2 separate regions of the Homo sapiens genome follow, and region 2 is linked to region 1. The links are chromatin loops, found by intact Hi-C in ENCODE. Cell type or tissue: ascending aorta. All regions are shown on one strand. Links, peaks and the distances in the headings refer to the core of each region. The heading gives the core; the rest is flanking DNA.

Region 1 (10,511 bases), core at 1,671-9,670:
AGCACTTGTTGTGTGCCAGGCACTGCTCTAGTTTCTTTGGAGACAATGATGAAGAAAGGAGACAGCAATCTCTACCTGCATTGGGCTTATATTCTAGGAGATGGAAAGAGATGATCTGTAAATAAGACAAATGTCTGAAAAATATGGTACATTGGAGGCAATGAGTGCAAAGAAAAAAATAAAGAGGAACAGAGGTAGAAAGTTGGTGGACAGGGGAGGCTAAACAAGGGATGGGTAGCCAGTGAAGGCCTCCCTAAAAAGTGTCACCTAGGAAAAGCCCACACAGATACCTGGCGAGAGTATTCCAGGCAAAGCGGCAAAGCAAAGGCCGGAGTAGGAGTGTACTTGGAATGGTAGAGAAACAAAGGCTGGAGTGACCAAGAGGAAGCACACTGGGAGGAAGTGAGAGATGAGGTCCAGAAGGGAGCAAGGAGAGTGCAGATTGTGGCTTCTCTCTACCTGAGAGGGGATGACTGTGGGGAGTTTTGAGCAGAAGAGAAATGTGATGTGCCTTGAGTTTTATCACAATCACTTTGATTATTGTGCAGAGAAGGGAACAATGGTCAGAGCAGGAGCCCAGCTAGGAGGCCATTGTTATTCCCCAGAATTATTGAATTGATTATGCCTAGCTGGTAGTTGGTATTTCCTGTCATTTTTGAGGTCTTCTAAATGCCAAGTGTGATTCTATAGCGTCTCTTTCCTGGGCTCTATAACTTTTTCTCCCTCGGCATAACATGCATGAAACAAACCTCACTATTTATTCCTGCTGCTGGATATCCCTGCTGATTCTGAACAATGACAGCCCTGACACAAAGAACTGCAGATGATGTTGAGTTGAGAGAGTGGGAAGTACCTCATACTGGCTCTTCAACACCTGCTCCAGTCCCCTTTGCATGTGTCTTCCTGTACTTCAGAGACTGGAAAAGCAGAAAGGAGAATGATGCTTTCCAGGTCTCCTGGTAGCTCCAGTTTCTAGGGGGATTTGATTTCCTCCATGCACACACACTGCTGCAAGACTTGGAGGCAGAAGAGAGCACAGGGAGGGGGTGGTCAAGTAGAGAAAGGCGAGATTCTCTGGAAAGGATGGTGTCAAGGAGGAGGAGCCTGGATTCTTTAAGAGGAGCTGACATTCTCCTGTCACAAGTGCCAAGTGGTGAGCAACCAGGCCATGACAGAGGGATGTGCCTCAGAACATCATTTCCCCTGGATGCTGTCCTTGGCCAGTACTCCCCAGCTTGGTAAGTTCCATGGACCATTTAGAAATTCTGTATATTTCCAACAGCCTCTAATAAACCCTGTTTGACTCAATGAGTCTAAGATGGCTGTAGAAGATTCTGCAGTCTAACCTTAGTTTTAGACTTCAGGAAGGACAGGGAAGCAAAGGGGATTTCATCAGTGTTCTGTCCACCTTCTAAGGAGACTTCCTGGAAGCCTCCCACAGAATTTCACTTACATCTTGCTAGCCATAGAAACTTAGTTACATGGCCACACCTAGGTGCAAGGAGGCTGGGAAATGTAGAAGTTTAGCTGGACACCTTTTCATCTCAATAAATAAAGGTTTTCTGTAGTAAAGAAGTACTTCTTTCTCTTAGTAAAGAAAAGGGAAATAGATATTGGGTAGGCAGTTTGCAGTCTCTGCCACAAAGGATACACATTATTTTAGGGTCTTGATACATATTGCTAAATTGCTTTTTTTTAGAAATGTTTACACTCTCATCATCATCAAAAATGAAAAATAAAACATGGGGAAAAATTAAGTGTACATATCCAAATGTTTGTTATAGCCAAAAACGTGTCTCTTCATATCAACAAAACAAATATTCAAGTGCCTAAAATGTGCCAGGTTTAGTCCTAGAAAGTGGGAAGAAAGCATGAAACAAAACAGGCAAAGAGCCCTGTCCTCAAGAGAATATGGTTGCAAAATTTGCCACTTAAGGACTGTGTTTTCATAAGCCCAACCACCAGATTGGCTGGTTAAATATTGATTGTTGGCAAAAATTGTGATTTGGGTTTTGTAATGGTGATCTAAAGCCTTCCTTTTGACATAGATTGTTTGAATGTAGAATTCATAGTCTGTTGAGGGTGCTAATTTGTGGCAATGAAGTTTAGTAGTAAAGTTCCAGAATATAGATCTTACTATTCTCCAAGGTGTTCAGTGGTGAAACTGTCTCATCTAAGAAAGTGATCCTGTAAAAAAGGTTAAAAGTTGGGGTAGGGGGGTGTGCAGGTAGAGGACAAGAGCCAGCAAGTCTAAAAACACAGAAAATGAGAGCGTGTGAAGGGAGCTGTGAGTAGCGCCTGATCAAGCAGATGCCAAGTGAAAGGGTGACAGTGGCAGCAGATGAATCACAGTAAGGAGTGGGCCAGATCATGATACTGTATTAAAGAATTACAATTTTATTCTTCTGGTAAAAGGAATCATTAAAAACTGCAGAGCAGGATGTGATGTTATCAAAGTAAATAAAAGGATAGAGGCAAAGTTATTAGCATGGCGCCTGGCACCTAGTAAGCCCAGATAAAATGTTAGCTGTAATGATAATTATTATTCCTTGATTACAAGCATCACTCTGGTAGCAGTGCGGAGGATGGGTGCGGGACGGGGAGATTAATTAAGAGGATTTGGACAGTTGACAACGTGAAAAGAAGAAGATAGAGAAAAGAGACATTCAGGAGAAAAACAACAAGACTTACTGGAAGATGAGGTTGAAAAGAAGAATGTAGGGTGCCAACGTGGGTGCCTAGGTATGTGATGGACCCATTCACTGATAAAAGATGTGGGCAAGGGAATGTTTTTGTAGGGAAATGATGAGGTGCCTTTAGCACATCCAGATAATCATGTCCTCTTGCATCTCAATTTTCTATTCCAATCCAAAACATTGATATTACACCATTTCAAGGGACCTGCTGCTTCCATTCAAAGGGTGACAAAGACTTCAAATGCTTTGGCTGGACTCACGATCTCTGTTAGAACCAAATGAGGAACAAGATCACCTGTCATCCTACTGTTCTCTTGCAACCTGGGAATTATTTCTTCCAGGCTTTCAAGCCTGTTAGCTCATGTGCAGGAGGAAGCAGAACATTTACTCAGGCTCCTTGCAAGGCTGGTTGCCACATGAAGATGCTCACCAAAACCAAATTTATGCTTTTATTTTTTCCGCTTATCTTGTCAGGAGTGGGAGCTGAGAGAGGGGAACTGCAGTAAGGCTGTTCTCTTGCCTCAGTGGCAGAGAGCAAGGAGGGCCTCAAGGAGCTCTGCTTGCCCACCTGGACCATTTAAATTAAGAGACGAGCAAGATGCCAAGTGCACAAGGGCAGACTGCCTGTGCAATGAGCTCACAGAAAGGTTGTCTGGCAGGGGCAGCTTCTTTGAGGAATAAAATCCTTGTAATTCACTTCCCTTCACTAAAACACAGAACTTCCACATGTAAGAGCTGGGTGTCTTTGTAAAAGCAGGGGGAATTTATAAATTAGACATTATTAAATTGTGTTTTACTTGCAGCTCATTTATTTTTAGGCCTAGCATAATTGCTTTCAGACCTCGGGCTTGCTGCAGTGGTGATTTTGTCCAGCTCTGCAAGATGACCTGGAGACTCAACTCCAGGCACAGGGATAACAGTCCCCTGCTTCCTACACTCTAGAGGGTCAAAAGCAAAGCCCAGACCAAAGACAAGGGAGATGAGTTTTTGGTTCTACTCCTCAATCACCCAAGCTACTTGATTATGTTAAACCAAATCCAATCCCCTTTCTCTGCCCTCATACTCAGGTAACAGCTTTTAGTGTCCTTCTTTAGAAATATCAGTGTGTTATATAGAGTAATGGAGTCAGATCTGGATTGGGATCTCATTTGTACTCCTTGGTTGCTTCAAGTTAACTTAGTGCAAGTTAACTTAATCCTTCTGAGCCTTCAATTCCTTCACATGTAAAATGGGGCTAATAGTAGGACTGATCTAACGGGGTTGTTGTAAGACTGGCTAATATAACACAATGCATATGAAGATCTCAGCACACTGCTTGGTATTCTATAAATGGTAGACATGGTTAGATAGATGGATAGATCAAAAGTGTATGTTCAATATGGTCAGTGCATGCAGGCCAAGCTATGTAAGTTTCCAGTAACAAATAACCAAGTCCTGTCTAAAGATTTTTAATCAGAGCCAATATTCCAGATGAAGCAATCACTTTTGACTACCTACAGTCTTTCTGTGGGGAGAAACAAGATGTAATATTTTTAGAGCAGGTCCCACTAGTTAGTTTTAAATTATGTAAAATCTGCTGGGGTTCATCAAGCAAATTAATCCTTTCATTCTGGGGTCTTTTCTCCAGCAGTGACAGTTAAAATTTTGTAAAACTAACAAACAAACAAACAAAACAACAACACTGACAACTGCTTCTTTTCTTCCAGAACCCTTCCTGCTCATGGGTTAATTCCTCTTTATTCCCTGAAGAGGTAAAAACTTTAGAAACTAACACAAGGGATTCCATTACCATTTTTTATTAGTCATTTATCTACTGTTCCCATGTTACTATACTAGAAGAACTGTAACCACCCAAACACCATCTAAAAACACATAAACATAATTTGCAAGAAATTTTCTGACAGGTCCCCTTGGGCCTATTTGATATAAGCTTAGTAACAGAATGCATTTTAAGTCAGTACATTTTTCTGGCTAAAATTACCCATTGGTTCCATATTTATGTAAGAATGTGTTCATGCTCTCCTGGGGCTGGACTTCATCCTCCATACTCCCCCTGGGGTGTAGCTCTATAATGAACCAGTGGTTTTGATGACTTCCCGAAGTTCTCTCTCCTAGAACACATGATCTGGAAAGACTAAAACAGAGGCCAAAGGAATGCCTTGAGAACACTATTAATTTAGATGCTATGTCTTTAAGGAGTTGGGAGAAGCAGTATCAGGAGAGTTTAGCAGACCTGGGAACAAATAGAAGTTAATTCCTCTTTCGGTGTGCAAATGATGTTCTTCAGACTTACAGAGCCTGTCACACACAGCAAGCCTCCTGCCTTTCCCCTTTCCTGATCATCTCTCACTCAAAAACTAAATGTGCCCTTCTAAAACACAGCTATGTTTGAATAAGAGCTCTACATTAAACTCTTTAGACTTTGTAATGAAGGCACTAGCCTGGCACATATGCCCTTAACTTTGTGCCTTTCCAGCTTTGTCTATCACCGTCGCTGTCATATCCTCCACTTCAAACACGCAAAACTCATCCTTCCCCAAATTCACCATGATTTGCTCTCTCCAACATCTTTGTGTTGGCTGCTTCTTTTGCCTGGTGAAATCGCACCCATTAGTCAAAGCCCAGCTTAAATATAGTCTCCTAAGGGAAGGATTCCCAGTGCCTAAAACTGACATAGTCACTTTCTCCCCTGTGATCCTGGCACTTTGTAACAGGCCTCTACTGCAGCACAGTACACACTAGTTTGCAATTAATTTTTATTTGTCCCTCTCCCCTATTATATCGTGATATTTTCAAAGGATAAGAAACATGTTTTATGAATTTCATGTGCCCCAGTGTTTCAAAAGTAGTGAGTGAATTAAAGAATGAATGAATGAACCAACCCAGCACATGGGTCCAATGATAGATGGGAAAGAAGATGAGATATTAAGCAGGGACCCACCCTTTGCTTCCACATTGTCTGGACTAACCTACTGACTCAGTTTGTGAGAGTTTTCTGGGAGATGATACAAACAGACCCCCATGGAAAGACTCCCTGCTTACAGAAATGCAAGGGGGCCTTCATAGGATGAAAGAGCTTCTTAAGTTTTCTGTCATTAAAATTTACCAAAGAGAGGGCAGCATCAAAAAGTGCTATCAGTAAGAATAGAGGGGGACCATGCAAGAGAAAATTGGGTGCAAAGTTTCCTTTGCAGAAAAAGTACAGCTCTATGGGCTGGGAAATTCTTCCACTTAAGAGTCATATGCTCTGGAATGTGCAAGGGGAAACAGTCTCAGTAGGGTCTTGACTCAGCAAGGCCTGGAATTGATGCTTGGGCTGTTCTGCAAGGTCCTAGGGCATTTAGATTCACAGCGGCCTGAGCCCAGTTGCACACGCCGGCATGTATCAGTACAAGCTTTAAATCAGAACCACCCGTTACACCTCCTCCTCTCTCTCTGGCTCTGAGCCCTACCCTCAAAACCCCCTCCCTCCCTTCACTGCAGGCTCATTAAGGCCTTTCCCAGTGCAGAGACACTGCATTTGGGGGACTGTTGGAGTGTTTGATATTTTCCACTCTGCGTGTCAAGGGCATTTACAGTCGGCGTCAGAATGTTATGTCGGTCTGAGGAGGCACTTTGAAGTGTTTGTGGTAGAGGCCACATGTGCAAGCAAGATGTGCCTCCTCCCGATCCCTGGATCCCTGAGGTTCCTGCTCAGCTCTTTCCCAGAATCATGTGACAATGAACAACACCACTTAACCCTTTGCTTCGTAGTGTAGTAGCTGGTTATTATTACCCTTATTATTATTATTCATTATTTTGAAAAAGTACTTCATCCTCTTTCTACATCTTGGCTTTGGAGATGGTTTGGTGGCCTCTCCTTGCCTTCCAATCACTACTTCTTGGACCCTTTTTGTGGCTGTTACTGCTAACACTCTTACATAAATGCATATGTAGAAATATATTTCCAAATAGTACACACAAAGCAAATGCATATATCGTAATACTGTACAGATGGTGAAAGCAATGGGGTTCTTGACACTTTCATACCATTTCATAGTTCATTCCAAAAGCCAGCAGGCTGGCCAATCATCCCCTTCACCAATCCCAGAGTCTCTGATGCTCAGCCATCATCAACACAAGAAGCCCCCAAATGGCATCACTGTTTTTCCCATTTACTAAATGGTCATTCACAGGTAGTCTCTCCAATGTCACTCGGCCTATTCCGTGAAAATCTGGGGTCCTGAAACTCTGAGCTAAAATTTGAAGAAGAAAAAATATGAGACTTTCAGAGGAAATGTTATCAGCCAACCTGAGTCTCTTACTTGCTACATGGTTTGGCTCATGCAATGGAGTAGGGCTTAAGTTGATAACCTTCAAATCTCCTCTCAGCTTAAAGAGGTTCACTAATGCTCAGCTCTCAAATAGTCTGGAAAGGAAAGTCTTGGACATGGTAGAGTGGGCTGGGGTGGAGGCACATGGCTTCTCTCAGAGACAATGGGCATCAGTCTCTCCGGAGATCAGTTTATATTAACAAAGCACCAAGCAATACGGTGGAAACAAGACAGTTTTTTTTGTTTTTGTTTTTTTTTTGAGATGAGTTTTGCTCTTGTTGTCCAGGCTGGAGTGCAATGGCACAATCTCGGCTCATTGCAACCTCTGCCTCCAGGGCTCAAGCAATTCTCCTACCTCGGCCTCCAGAGTAGCTGGGATTACAGGCACACGCCACCACACCTGGCTATTTTTTGTATTTTTAATAGAGACGGGGTTTCACCATGTTGACCACGCTAGTCTTGAACTCCTGACTTCAGGTGATCCACCCACCTCAGCCTCTCAAAGTTCTGGGATTACAGGCATGAGCCACCACACCCGGCCAACAAGCAGTTTTTAATGAACATAAGTCACTTTCAGGCATTAAAAGATCAAGACCCTTTGGCAAAGTTGCCTTGGGCTCAACTCCATTATTTAGAATGATTTCTGGAGATATTTACTAAATATGGGATTATCCCCTGCAATAACAGCTATACTTCTTTATTTTGATTTAGGGGTCTGAAGAAAGAAAAGAGATGTGCTTTAACATTAGACTATCAAAATACTAATAATAGTTACTGTGACACAGACAATAATGTGCTAAGTAAAGCATTACCTTATTTAAGGCTCATAATAACCCTATGAGGTGAGCATTGTTCTCTGTATCTGAACCTCATGGAAGTTAATGGCATGCCCAAGGTGGTATTAGAAAATGGAGGGTCTAGGACATGGACTCAAAACTTTCTGACAGTTGGTGGGCCTTTGCCTGCTAGTCTGTATTATTTCCCCAAATAGTTAACCTTGTCTTTATTATTATGTTGTCCTAACAGTGACTCTAATTTATCGTCCTAACATTGACTTTAATATCTGCATTACTTATGTCCATGACACAGTTCTGCTTATTCAAGGTCAGGGTCAGTGACCTTTTCATCTCCTAAGACAACTCCTAGCATACTGCCTTCCCTGGCCTCACATGTTCCCCAGCTCTGAGTCAGGGGTGTTTCATCAATATCTGTTGAATGAAGGAATGAGTGAATGGCATGTAACAAGCCTGGGAAAGGTGCTGGAGCCTAAGGCAACAACATCTCTCAATTTCTGTAATGGAAGTCTGCCCTGGGACTCCCCCAACACAAACAGGACACTTTCCCAAAGCAGCCAGGGGATTCAAATCCTTTAATGCTGGGAATCCAGAAATCCTCCCCTGACAGCATAAACTTGCAGGCTTCTTGCACCTCTTTCTTCCAGTGCCACAGACTCTGAGCTTTATTGGCCTGCCAACAATTAGGCACACACACACACAAAAAAATGGATCAAAGAGGAGGACATTGGCTTACATAGTTTGTCAGAATAACTTTGCTGTTTGTATTTGCTATGCACAGTGTCAATTCTCTTCTACAAAATAGGGCATTTGCACCCCAGTAAAGAGCCTCACTGAGAAGAGCGACAAAAGGGAGAGAGTTAATAGTGCTCTGTTGCAAAGCTGTCTTATCTTGTAAGCTGTTCCCAGGAGGGCTGCTAGCATGGGATCAGAGGGGTATACCGTGTGTTTTTTTTGGGGGGGGAGGGGGTTGCTTTCTTTTTTTTTTTTTTTTTTACACATTGGTTGGAATGAGAAACCTTTCCAGTAACTGTGTTCTGGAAAGAAAATATTTGATATGGAATAGTGTCCATGACATGTGATCCCTAAAAAGCCCACTTGGACCAGTGCTTGAACCATGTTTTCAATCAAGAATTGCTACCTTCAGTACCTCCTGGCTTTCAACAGTGGAGACCCTGACCCAATAATTTCCTAAAAAGGCTTCTCCCTTTATATGGGTCTCTCTTCTTAGCAGAGCTTATTTATTTTGTTTCCAATGTACCAGAAAAGAGATATGTTTTTCTGTTGCTGAATGGATTAATCCAAGTATTTTTATTTGTCTTAGAGCAGAGTTGGCAGCTGGTTCTCACAGGAGAGGGGATTGGCAGCTAAATCAATTTTAAATTAGGCATTTGTCATGATTTAGCCTACTCATAAACCTTTAAAAAATCCCAAAACTTAAAGGTCAAAACTAACAGAACTAAGATCTGCCTGTTTTTTTGAATTAATAAAAAGAGTTGGTGGTTCTTTGCCTGCTAACCTGTATTACTACCCAAAATAGTTAACCTTTTCTTTATTATTTTATTATGCTACATTTTCCTCTACACTTTTAAATTTTATTTATGTTGTCTCTTTCTTCCCTTGTTTCATATTTTCCCTTGCTCACTGACTCATATCTTTCACTTTCTACACCCTCTGTTTTTTGCTCACTCGATATTGTGTGTTCCAGATTAGCAGTAGGGTGGGAAGCCAGTGGAAGATAATGCACTTTGGAAAGGAGAGTGTTATTTCTAATCTCTATCTGTAGCATTGTTCACTTCTGTATTAGTCTATTTTGTTTTGCTATAATAGAATATCTGAGATTGGATAATTTGTAAGGAAAAGAGGTCTATTTAGCTCCCTGTTCTGCAGGCTGGCAAGTTCAAGACTGATCAGCTACATCTGGTGGCTTCTAATGAGAGCCTCATGCTGCATCATAGCATGGTGGAGAAGTGAAAGGGGAAACAAGCATGTGAAAGAGAACAAACAGGAGAGGCAGCCTGGCCAAATAACAGCCCATTCTCAAGGGAGCTACTCCATTCCCATGAGAACTAACCCGGTCTCAAAATAAAGACATTAATCCAACTTAAGGACCTAATTACCTCTTAAAGGCATCACCTCCCAACACCATGACATTGGGGGCCAAGCCTCAACATGACATTTGGTGAGGACACATCATATTCACACTGTAGCAATGTCCATATAAGAAATTCCTCAGCAGCCTCCACCTGAGCACTAGCCTTTCTGTTGCTATTGCTTTCCTTCTTTATTTTCATTGTTTTCTTCTTTTTTTCTCTTTTCTCCTCTTCTATTTTCTCTGCTTCTATTCCAGAGGAAATAAAAATAACGATTATTTATTGATTACTGAACATAGGCTAACTATAATATTGCACACTTTTAAATTATGTCATTTAATAATAACTAGAATCCTAAAAGTTAAGTGATTCTCTTACCATTTTATAGATAACGAATCAATGCCTTGCCCAAGCCAGTGAGAAAATGGAATAAGGACCACACCCCAGCTTGCCCCAGTACATGTTGCCTTTAGAGGTGAGTTCATTCTCCATTTTTCTGCTGACTTCAGGCCTGAAGGTTCCAGTTGCCATAAGGGTGCTGGGTGCAGGCCCTTTCATTTAAGATCTAGATTCCTGGGGCTTGAGACGTTGACATTTAGGCTCAAGTTTCCTTTA
Region 2 (10,511 bases), core at 1,197-9,196, 88 kb after region 1:
GCAAATTCTTCAGGTTCCAATCAGTTTGTGGAAGATTCACTCTGACAGCCTGTGACCTCAGGGTAGAGAAGTGGTTCTGAGCCCATTAAAATTCATGTTCAGAGCCTGATGGATCACATGGGAACTGCTGTAACAGAAATTATTCCTGAGGTCACATGGTGTGTTAACTCCTTACTCCTCATCACAGTAATGATGGCTCAGACAAACTATCATGGACTCAATGAATCCTCAGCTGGAGAAAATATCTGGGAAAGGGACCTCAAGGTGTCTAACGTATAAAACAAGGAGGAGAAGCAAATATTGACAGAAATCTGAAAATATTGCCTTTTCAGTGGTAAAGACAACACTCAGATATTCTGTGGTCAAGTAGGGAATTGGAAGGTAATAAAAGAAGGAGGAAAGGAAGAAGAAATGGAAAGAAGGAGAGAGGAAGGGAGGGAAGGAGGGAAGGAGAGAAGGAAGGCAGGGAGGGAGGGAGGGAGGAAGGGAGGGAGAGAAAAGGGCAAGAAAGAAAACTTTCACCAAACTGATACCTGTCAGATAAAAGAGATTGGGGCCATAAATTTCTCCCGGCATTTCTAATGGGATTTTAATACAGCATTTGGCCATCATCTTTTTTTCATTCCTGTAATGACATACATGCCCAAAGTGTAGCCATGGAGCCTCTGAACTCTGTATATTTCTGTAATACACAAAGAAAACAGCTGTCACATCCATTTTAAGGAACTTTTAAATACATTACAGTGAGGTCTACAGGCTCCGAATCCAAAGGGAAAGGCACAAAGTCTGTCTGTACATCATCTGTGATGGGCCTGAAATCCAGCCAAGGTAGATTTTTTTTTTAAATAATAAAATAAAATGTTGTGTTTTTTTTTTAAAGGAACATTATATTTTTAAACTGGAAATAATTGTATTTTGTGTCTTATATGGCATCTGAAAGTGATTTAGTAGAACAATGTGGTTTCTGATTGGTATTTGAATTGGTTCCAGAACATTTTTCATAATAACCATCTTAAAGATCCCAATTATCTGATCCTCTTTCCCCCCTTCACATGGTTTCATAGGAGCTTTCCAGAGAGAAAGAGAAACCTGCAGAGGCAGGCAAGCCAACTCACATCTAGCTAAACAGTGTGTGCCTGCTAGGCCCAAAGGAAAAGGCCTGCTTGTTATTTTGAGTTGTCCAGGATGCATTTATGACTCAATAAAGGAGGCCTTGGCATTACCAGAATAATTACTTACTAAAACAAGCCTATAAAACCAAAATGTTGCCTCAACTAAAAGGCAAACAGAGAACATTCTTTTTCTTTTAGTGTTAACATGTAAACCTAGTGAAGTGTATTTAGATTTCTATAAAATCAGCTCTGGGTGCAAAAGGGATGGTTGATTTACCAGGTGGACAGCATCACCAATGCCCCGGGGTTACAAAGGGGCTAAGGGGAAGTGGTCCTGTCAAATATGAAAGGATGCTCATCCATAATGGACCCGGCCTTGCTTGTCACAGGCAGAAATTATGGCTTGGTGGTGAAGAAGCAGACTCCGGAGTCTGACAGTGGGATCTGAGGCTGCACCACCGTAAGCAGTGTGATGTCGGCCGTGACCCAAACTCTCTGTGTCTCATCTGCATGGTGGAGATAATGTCATATCTGTTTTATGGGATCATTGAAAAAAAATGAATAAAATAATACATGTAAACGGCTTCTTAGAACAACACATGGTATAGAATATGGCACACAATGGTAGCTCCGATGTTTACAAATAATGGGATCCATTATTGTAACAAAAGTAACTTTCATTTTTTACATATATTAGTAATAAGCATAAAATTTTTAAATATTGTTAATTCTGCCTTTTATTCTTTCATTTGAAATGTTTTTATTTCATTTCATTTTTAGTTGACAAATAACTATATAAATATGAGGTGCAATGTGATGTTTTCATATATACATGCATTGTAGAATGACTAAATCTACCTATTTAGCATATCCATTACCTCATGTACTTATCATTTTTGTGTGGTAAGAACATTTAAAATCTACTCTTTTTGCAGTTTTGAAATATGCAACCTGTAGTCATCATGCTGTACAATAGGTTACTAAAACTTATTCCTTCTGTCTAACTCAAACTTTATACCCTTTGACCAACATCTCCCCTTTCTCCATCACCCCTCCCATCCCCACCAGCCTCCGGTAACCACCATTCTACTCTCTATTTCTTTGAGTTTGACTTTTTTGTGACAACATGGATGAACCTGGAGGACATTATGCTAAGTGAAATAAGCCAGACACAGAAAAACAAATACTACATGAGCTCACTTACATGTGGAATCTAAAAAAGAATAAATATTTTTGGAACACTAAGTGTCAGCACATAGTGTCTGACACTATGCTAAGCATTTCAAATAGTGTATCCCGCTTAATCCTCTCAAGGTAAAATTCCTATCCAACCTCTGGTAAGTGGAGAACTAGAAATAGGGTTGCCAGATTTAGCAAATAAAAATACAAGATAACTAGTTAAATATGTATTTCAAACAATAAATATTTCTTTAGAATAAGCATGTCTGAAGGGTCGCAAGGGATAGAGTTACATATCTTACAACCCTAACTAGAGACCAAGATCCCAGATCTATTTCATCCAAAGCCCATCCTCTTTCTACCCTCACTACACTAAACTACAGGCAGAATATAACTTATTCTTTGTATATTTCTTTCTTTAGTGACATGGTTTGGCTGTGTCCCCACCCAAGTCTCATTTTGAATAATATCCCCCATAATTCCCACGTGTTGTGGAAGGAACCTGATGGGAGATAACTGAATCATGGGGACGGTTTCCCCCATACTGTTCTCGTGGTAGTGAATAAGTCTCACAAGATCTGATGGTTTTATAAGGGGTTTCCCCTTTTTCTTGGCTCTCATTTTCTCTTGCCTGCCACCATGTAAGATGTGACTTTTGCCTTCCACCATGATTGTGAGGCCTCTCCAGCCACGTGGAACTGTGAGTCCATTAAACCTCTTTTCTTTATAAATTACCCAATCTTGGGTATGTCTTTATCAGCAGCATGAAAATGGACTAATATACCTAGTATTTTTTCCCAAACAAGAAGTTTCTTCAGGAAGAAATATATTGTTCATAAATTGCATTTGGTTATCAACTATCAGGGAAAGTAAAATGCTGAGGCCAAGTAAGATAAACCATTGCAGCTGGCTAAAGCGCTGCCACTTCAAGAGCTGTCACATCAAATCTCTTTGTTTTCCTGAAATTATGATCTTAGGACATGTCAGCAATTACTAAAAGCCTTTAAACACAAAGTATCCAAATAATATTATATGTTGGGAAAAAATATTTTTGCATCACAACTTACAGCTATAAATTTTACTTTAAAGTATTTTAAAATTTTTTTCTCAATGATAAAAATCCACAATCTTACTCACTCATTCAACAAATATTACTGATTGTCTCTATGTCAAGGCACTATATAGATGCTAAATAAGCCAAACAAACACCATCCTTGCCCTCATGGATTTACACTCTAGTGAAGGAGCATAAGATAATTAAATAAGCACAAACACAAATGCATAGTCACAACCATCACAAGATCTATGGAAAAGTACATGAAGAGATGAGCCTAATAGTGGGACTTGAGTTCAGAGAGGGCTTCCAGGAAGTGGTTATACCTGAGCTGAGACCTGAACGATGAGAAGGATTTAACCAGAAAGTATTAATGGGAGGGTTAATAGCATATGCAAAGATCCCCTGGGATAAAGGAGCATGGCAAGGATGAGGAACTGAAAGATTTATTCAGCTGATGTGGAGAAATGAGGCATGGGCAGTATTGTGGATAGATGAGACAGAAGATACGACATATTAATTATGGTAGACTTGCCTGCAGCAACAAATAGACCCCATAATAGCTTATAATAAGTATGCATTTCTTTCGCACATAACCTTCCAAGAAACCACAGGTCAAGGATGGTAATGAAAGATCCTTGGGGATCCACTTCAGAGATTCATGCTGATACTACTCTTTATCTTCAAGATGCGGCTTTCATCATGAGTATTGCCATTGAAGTCACCTGGCAAGATCATGAGTAATGCACACTGAAGGTATTTATGGGCTAGGTACTAACAATAAGGGAATCTGGAAACTGTAAACTATCTGTCACAGGAACAAGAGGAATAGGCATTACTGAACAGCTTGCAATCTCTACCATAAGCAGGTGGGGCCAGATGATGCAGTGTCTTATAGCCCTCATTGAGGAATTTTGCTTTTATCCAAGACCAAAAGAAATCCACTGAAGGGATTTAAATAAAGAAGAGGGGCATGCTCAGATTTGTATTTTGAAAAGGTAAATCTGGCAACAAATTGGAGAATATATTATAAGTGTGTCAGAGTGGTCTTAGGGAGATCAGTTGGGAAGATATCATGGCAATTCAGGCAAGACATCATGGTAGCATGGAACAGAGTAGTTGGTGGTGCTAGAAATAGAGAGAAGTAGATACACAGACGTAGTAACGCCATACAACAAAGCATTGGCTAAGCAGCAACAGGCAAATAGATAATACATCTGTTTTCTTTGTTGCACTATTTTCTACTTCTTGTTATCCCCTAGCTCTCCTTAGTTTCTTTTGCACCACTAGGGTTCTTGGTCACCATCAGTAACAGTGAAGATATAAAAATTATGATAAAAATTTCTGAAATCTGGAAAAAGTTATCAGAAGGGCACTGAGGGCCTCTAGATAGACTCTCTAGGGTACGAATTGATTCAGCACAGCCCGACTTTTTAAAAAAATATTATACAGGTAAAACAAAGTTAAAATTTTTTAAAAGAACAATGGAATGCACATCAGACAGGGAGTCAGAAAATAGAACTTGTATGTTAATTTTTTATTGTTTTCCTGTACTGAAAATGAGGGCAATAAACCTGTATATGCTATCTCTTGGGATTTGGTGGTTGTGAGGAGCAAATGCCATAGAGATCATGTATACTGAGGTCCACAGTGGTTCATGTTAATAGTGTTCGAAACTCCCTAGTGTTTGAAGTTCCTATAATTGCTTTTCAAACTATTTAAGGAGATATTCATCAAAGTATTGGCACATAAAAAAAAGAATTGTATGTTCAAAAGTCTGTTTATTCTTTTCTTGCTTTTACTGCAACCCAATATACCAGTAAATGAAAGTTATTTGCCTAGTATAAAGGACTAAACAAACACAAGGTATATAGGCTTGATATTCAGTGTGCAGTTTAATTGGAGAGTTGAGAGTTTGGTTGTTTTTACTGGTGTGAAAGAGGGAGACTACTCAACCCTCTGTTTGAAAATGATCTTTCTCAAGGCTACTGAATTTGGTTTTCCCCTTCGTCACCTAACAAGCTAAAAATAGTAAGAGGTAACACATTAAATAGTATGCATTATTCCAAGAAACATATGAGTGTGCACATATATACATATACATATTCACACACACACACACACACACCCTTCACCACAATCCTATCGGGGGGGGGGTACTATTATCACCATCTCTGTTTTACAGATGAAGAAACTGAGGCACTAAGAGGCTAACAAACTTGTCCAGAGTCACAAAGCTAGTAAGTAGCTGAGCCATAATTCAAACTCAGGCCTTCTGACTCCAGACTCCATGCTCTTTAACCCCACTATGCTACCTCTTTGTAATGTACTAAGTGCTGAATAATGTGCTATACTCTGCTCCTAACCAGGCTGTCCCCATTCCAGTTATTGCGTTGTTTTCTCCAGAAGAATGTTCACTGACAACACTCTGTCAAAATTACTCCAAGAATTACCACTCACTTGGCCCGCAGTTATTAAAGCAAGGCTAGTAAGATAATCCCAGATGGGTGGGAGAACTGGAAAATTCCACAACAAACTGTGCAGTCAGCTAGAGCCTTGCCCAAAAGGAGCAGGTTGCTGCCACATAGTTGCTCTGTCAGGATGATGAATTCCAGAGCTCTTCAAAGTGCAAAGGTGAGGAAGTAAGGATTCTGGCCTTCCTGTTCTAGTGCCCGGTATCTTGTGGGGTGATTACAGAGAAAGCAGTGCTTGAACTGAATCTTGGAAGTTGAATAGATGCTTATTGAACTAACAACAGGGAAGTGATTCCAAGGAGAATAAAGGGACAGAAATAAGGTAATGAGGAAAGCAAGGGTCTGCAGAATGGAGACCAAGTATACAAGAAGGCTAGCCTGAGTCAGGTCATGGAAGGCTTTGTGGAATTTAGAAACTTCATTCTTTATAGATCCAGGGAGTCACTGGAGAGAGCTGAGTAGATGGTTAGTAAATTTAGAATACCAGAGAAGGTATCAGGTGTAGGGGAAAGATTATAGTTTCAACTTTGGACTTTATGAGTTTGAGATACTCGTAGCACATTGACTACAGGTGTTCTGTGGACACATGGAAATAAATGCTATCGTTCAGAAGAGACACGTGGACTGAAAACAGATTTGGGAGACAACCCCAGTTAGCTAGTAGTTAAAGCTCTGAGCATAAATAAATTTCCTAGATGAATATATGAGATGGAAATAAGATAGAAATCATAACCCTGAGGAATAGCCCACCTCTGAGAATGGAGGACAGATGAAAGATGAGGCTGGTGAGTGGCAACAAGTCAGGAGAATCACATGAACACGGCATTAGAGACGCCAAGGGAGGAAAGAACATTATTCAAAAGGGCGTGGGCAAAAATGTCAGCTATCTCAGAGGGGTCAAATGAGGTGAGGGCTGAAAAACCCTCCCTATTTCAATGGAGTGGCAGGGCCACCTCCTAACTACAGGGGGTAAAAAGTGAACATGAGGTTAGGAAGTAAAATGAAAGCAGGTAGAGAGGACTCTTCAGTGGAATGAAAGACAGAGATAGCAACGTGGCAACCAGTCTGTGTTCTGTTCCTCAGTGTTTCTCCAAGAGCCTGGGAGGTGGCACTAAATCATGTAGCCCTTGTTTCTCTGACAGCCTTTTAGAAAAGATCAGTGTTATAGACAACCCCCAGCCCCTAGTTGTTGCAGTCTCCTTTTGGAGTCTGGTAATCAATTTTTTAGGTTCTTTCCCAAATCTCTAAACTGAGTAACTTGATACACTAGAGCCTCTTTGGGGACTCATTTATCTAATATATAACAAGAACATATGAATGTCCCAAAATGCAGGTTTTATGGGTATTGGGGGCACAGAGCCACTAATTGAACTGAGTCTTTTCCACTGTCATAAAATCCAGGTGATTTCACAGGTTGAAGGGGATTTTCATTTATTATTTTTATTTTCCTCTTGGGTTTGTTAGTATGCTTTTTCATATTAATCATGCAATCTCAGGAGCATTATTTAAGATGAGACTGTTCAAAAGACCTCAACTCTGTACAGATTTCCCCCACTTGCTTTTCACCATGTTTAAAACTCCACCGTTTGTTATCCTGATCTCTCCCCTTACATTTTGTGTGATCTTGGATGTGTACCTTAAATTCTTAGGCCTCAGCGGCCTCATCTGTTCAGAAAGGGCACTGGACAAGATGCTCAATAAAACCATGCATTATTCTACGTCAGGGGTTGACAAACATCCTATAAAAAGCCAGATAATAAACACTTTCAGCTTTGCAAGCCATATGGTCTCTAACACAACTACTCAACTCTGTCATGATAACCCTGAAGCAGCCAGAGACAATATGTAAACAAATGATCATGACTGTGTTCCAATAAAACTTTATTTACAAAAACAGACGGTAGGCTGGATTTGGCCGGTGGGCTATAGTTTGCCAACAACTTTTCTAAACCTTAAAATTAAGTCCTTCAGTATACAAAGTTGGACCCCTCAGAATGACCTATTAAAATATTCATAGGCTAGGAAAGGCTAACTATTCAGCTACTGCCAGTCATTATGTGGCATGAGTCACTAAATGAGAAGAGCAAATGAGAAGACCAAAAAATGTAAGGTTTACTATTTTATCAGTAAACAATCTGGTTTCTCAAAAGGTAGGTGAGAAAAAATTACCAAAAATATAGTTAAACTTAGGAATTCAGTTTGATCCATAATATAAACAGTCTATTTTAAGAAGTATTTAACATATTTTTTGTTAAAAAAATTCTAATTTCTTTGAAAGCCTTTCAGCCTTGGGTTAAAGGCAGTGATACATGAATGAACAAGGAAGAGGAGTATGACTGGTGGGACCTCAAAGTCCATAAAGGAAGAGTCAGGGTTCTCAGGAGCAACGTCCCCCTCCCTGTGTCTCTGGGGTACCATCTTTGTCAATACAGGTGCTGCCTGCCTCACTGGCATACAACAGCTGAGGTCTGTGGTCAGTTTAACTTTCCATCTAGTAGGTCTTAGCTTGGGCTTGGCAGGGCTCAGCAGTGACCCTTGGCTGGCTCTGCCTCACCTCAGCTCCTATTGGTGTTAGAGACCCTTATGAGGTTTGGCTGTGACTATCATTAGGCCCTAGTTCGAGGGTTCTGCCTTGCAACTCCTGCTACAGAATTGTTTCACCCTCCCCAATACAGTGACACCCACTTTGCCAAGTTTCCTAACCAGATTTCCAGTTCTTTCTGGAATTTGTCTGTGCACAAGGGAACCAAGCATGCCTCAGGAAAGGATGACCTCAGAGTTTCTTCTGCCTGAGCTCACTACATTCTCTGGTTGATTTGACTGTGACCCAGGTTAGTTTAGGGCAGCCTGTAAGCTGGCCACCTCCCAAGTCCTAACCGGCTTCTTGGAGCTTACTATTTACCTTATAGTAAATGGGGAGAGAGATGTTCGATTGCTTCACTGATTTACTCTCCCACCCGCTTTATCTCACAATCCCTAGAGCCAAAAGAGGGGCGGGCTTTTCTTTTACTACCCTCTGCGGCCATGGAGCTCGCCTGGGGATTGTAGCAGAAGAGTCATCTTCTCTATGCTAGAGGGGTGTTCTCAGAGAACGAGCACTTCAAGCTAAGTTGTTCATATACCAAAGGAGCAAATAATTTATTTGGAACAAACTTTCTCAACAATGCCTGGCTGCCTCTCAAGCCTATTGTTTTGTTCAAAATCTATCTTGTATGTTAGAATCTGACTAATTCCTATCTATCTGGTTGAATTCCTTATAAAACAAATTATAGTTTTCTCCCAGGCTAACAGATAGATGAATGAATTTGAAGCACTGGGATGAAGATCTTATATTCCAAGAGATAGAATGAGGAGCACATATTTCCAAAATATATCATTACCAATTAATTGGCAATTCATTCTAAATTCATTCAGTAGTTCTTTCCACAAAGACAGCTGAATAAAGGGAGTCTCTTAAGAGAACTAAGCTCAGGATGGATGGTAGTAATGCAGAGAGAGAGAACAGCACACAGAAGCAGTTTGGTGATATGCCAAGGGAGACATGCTGGATCTCCAGAGAGAAGAGGAGGAAAGCTGTAGAATGCATTTTGCAGTGTGTCTAGGACCCACATAGCCAAATATTACAGTGGGAGAAAAGGAGCTGAAGCATGAATCAGTCTGCAATCCAGCAAAAGATTTTGAGGAGAGGACTGAAGTAACGAGCTAGGGCAGCGATTTTGCATTTTATAAGGACTAGAACTTAGAGTCAGTCGTTTTGGTTAATGGTGTCGGAGTACATAGAACCTTGTTCAGAAATAGGTCAAATATATTCAGTTGATTGTCCATGTGTGGTCCTTTGGACTATGGGACCAGGCTTAAAATTTAGGAGATGATGATAGTGGGCGGTCCAATAGAATGTTCCAAGAGGAATTAACAAGAACACCTCAAGAGAAACTGACTTTAAAATCTTTACTAACTAGATAGTTTATATTTGATTAAAAGATGGATAATTGCTTATAATCAGAAATGTATACCTGCAGTCTAAATGCCATTTTGCTACCTACAAAGCCATGGAAAATTAATAGGCAATTTACTCTTGACTTGGAAGAGAATTATATAATTTTAAAAGTGTATTTTTTTCTTAATTGTGTCATCCCATCGCTGATATCAGCATTTGTTGAGCATCACTGACTAGAAAAGAGATGGAAGTTAGTAAAACAAGCCAACCTAGCATTAAATTGCTCCTCTGAGAGTAGAATATGTTCTTCATTTATTGACTATGCATAGGATTTACAAAATAATCCCAGGCACTTGGGGATACAGAATAAAGATTACTGATTCCTGCCGGAGCCCCAGAGGGCAAGGCTGCAGTGAGCTGAGATCCCGATGCTGCACTCTAGCCCAGAGTAATAGAGTGAGACCCTGGGTCAAAAAAAAAAAATGTACTGATTCCTATCCCCAATGAGATTATGGTCTAATGGGAAAGAAATAAAACATACAAAATCAACACAAATACACACAAATGTACACAGCAATTACAAGAAGGAGGTGACTGTATGGAATCAAGAATTAGGCTGATTAGTTGGGGAATGGTTAGGTAAACCTCAAAAGATGTATAAAGGAAATAGGGATATAGTATGAAGGTTGTTATCAATGTACTTTTAGAGAAAATTTTAGTTTTATGACACTCCTTAATGTCTAAACCTGTAGCAT

The links. Peaks named below come from ENCODE experiments on the same cell type or tissue, not always from the same donor. Only the 100,000 strongest peaks of a DNase experiment are listed, where the experiment ranks them.
Region 2: a loop joins it to region 1, with 2.3 times the contacts of the local background. A loop is called at or near these places in 2 of 110 quality-filtered maps.

The regions. Positions count from the first base shown.
Region 1 is chr1:170,305,342-170,315,852 of GRCh38, reverse strand. No RefSeq gene overlaps it. Among named protein-coding and RNA genes, the nearest start is that of LINC01142, 26 kb to the right of the region's middle. RefSeq lists an enhancer at 258-759. In ascending aorta, for the core only: no CTCF peak of the experiment used is centred there; DNase peaks (open chromatin) are centred at 6,052 and 8,282; H3K4me3 peaks cover 647 bases; H3K27ac peaks cover 3,393 bases.
Region 2 is chr1:170,216,535-170,227,045 of GRCh38, reverse strand. LINC01681 (long intergenic non-protein coding RNA 1681) reads right to left here. Exons shown (of 5, transcript NR_146891.1): 2 at 1-127. Among named protein-coding and RNA genes, the nearest start is that of LINC01681, 47 kb to the right of the region's middle. In ascending aorta, for the core only: no CTCF peak of the experiment used is centred there; a DNase peak (open chromatin) is centred at 5,815; H3K27ac peaks cover 1,251 bases.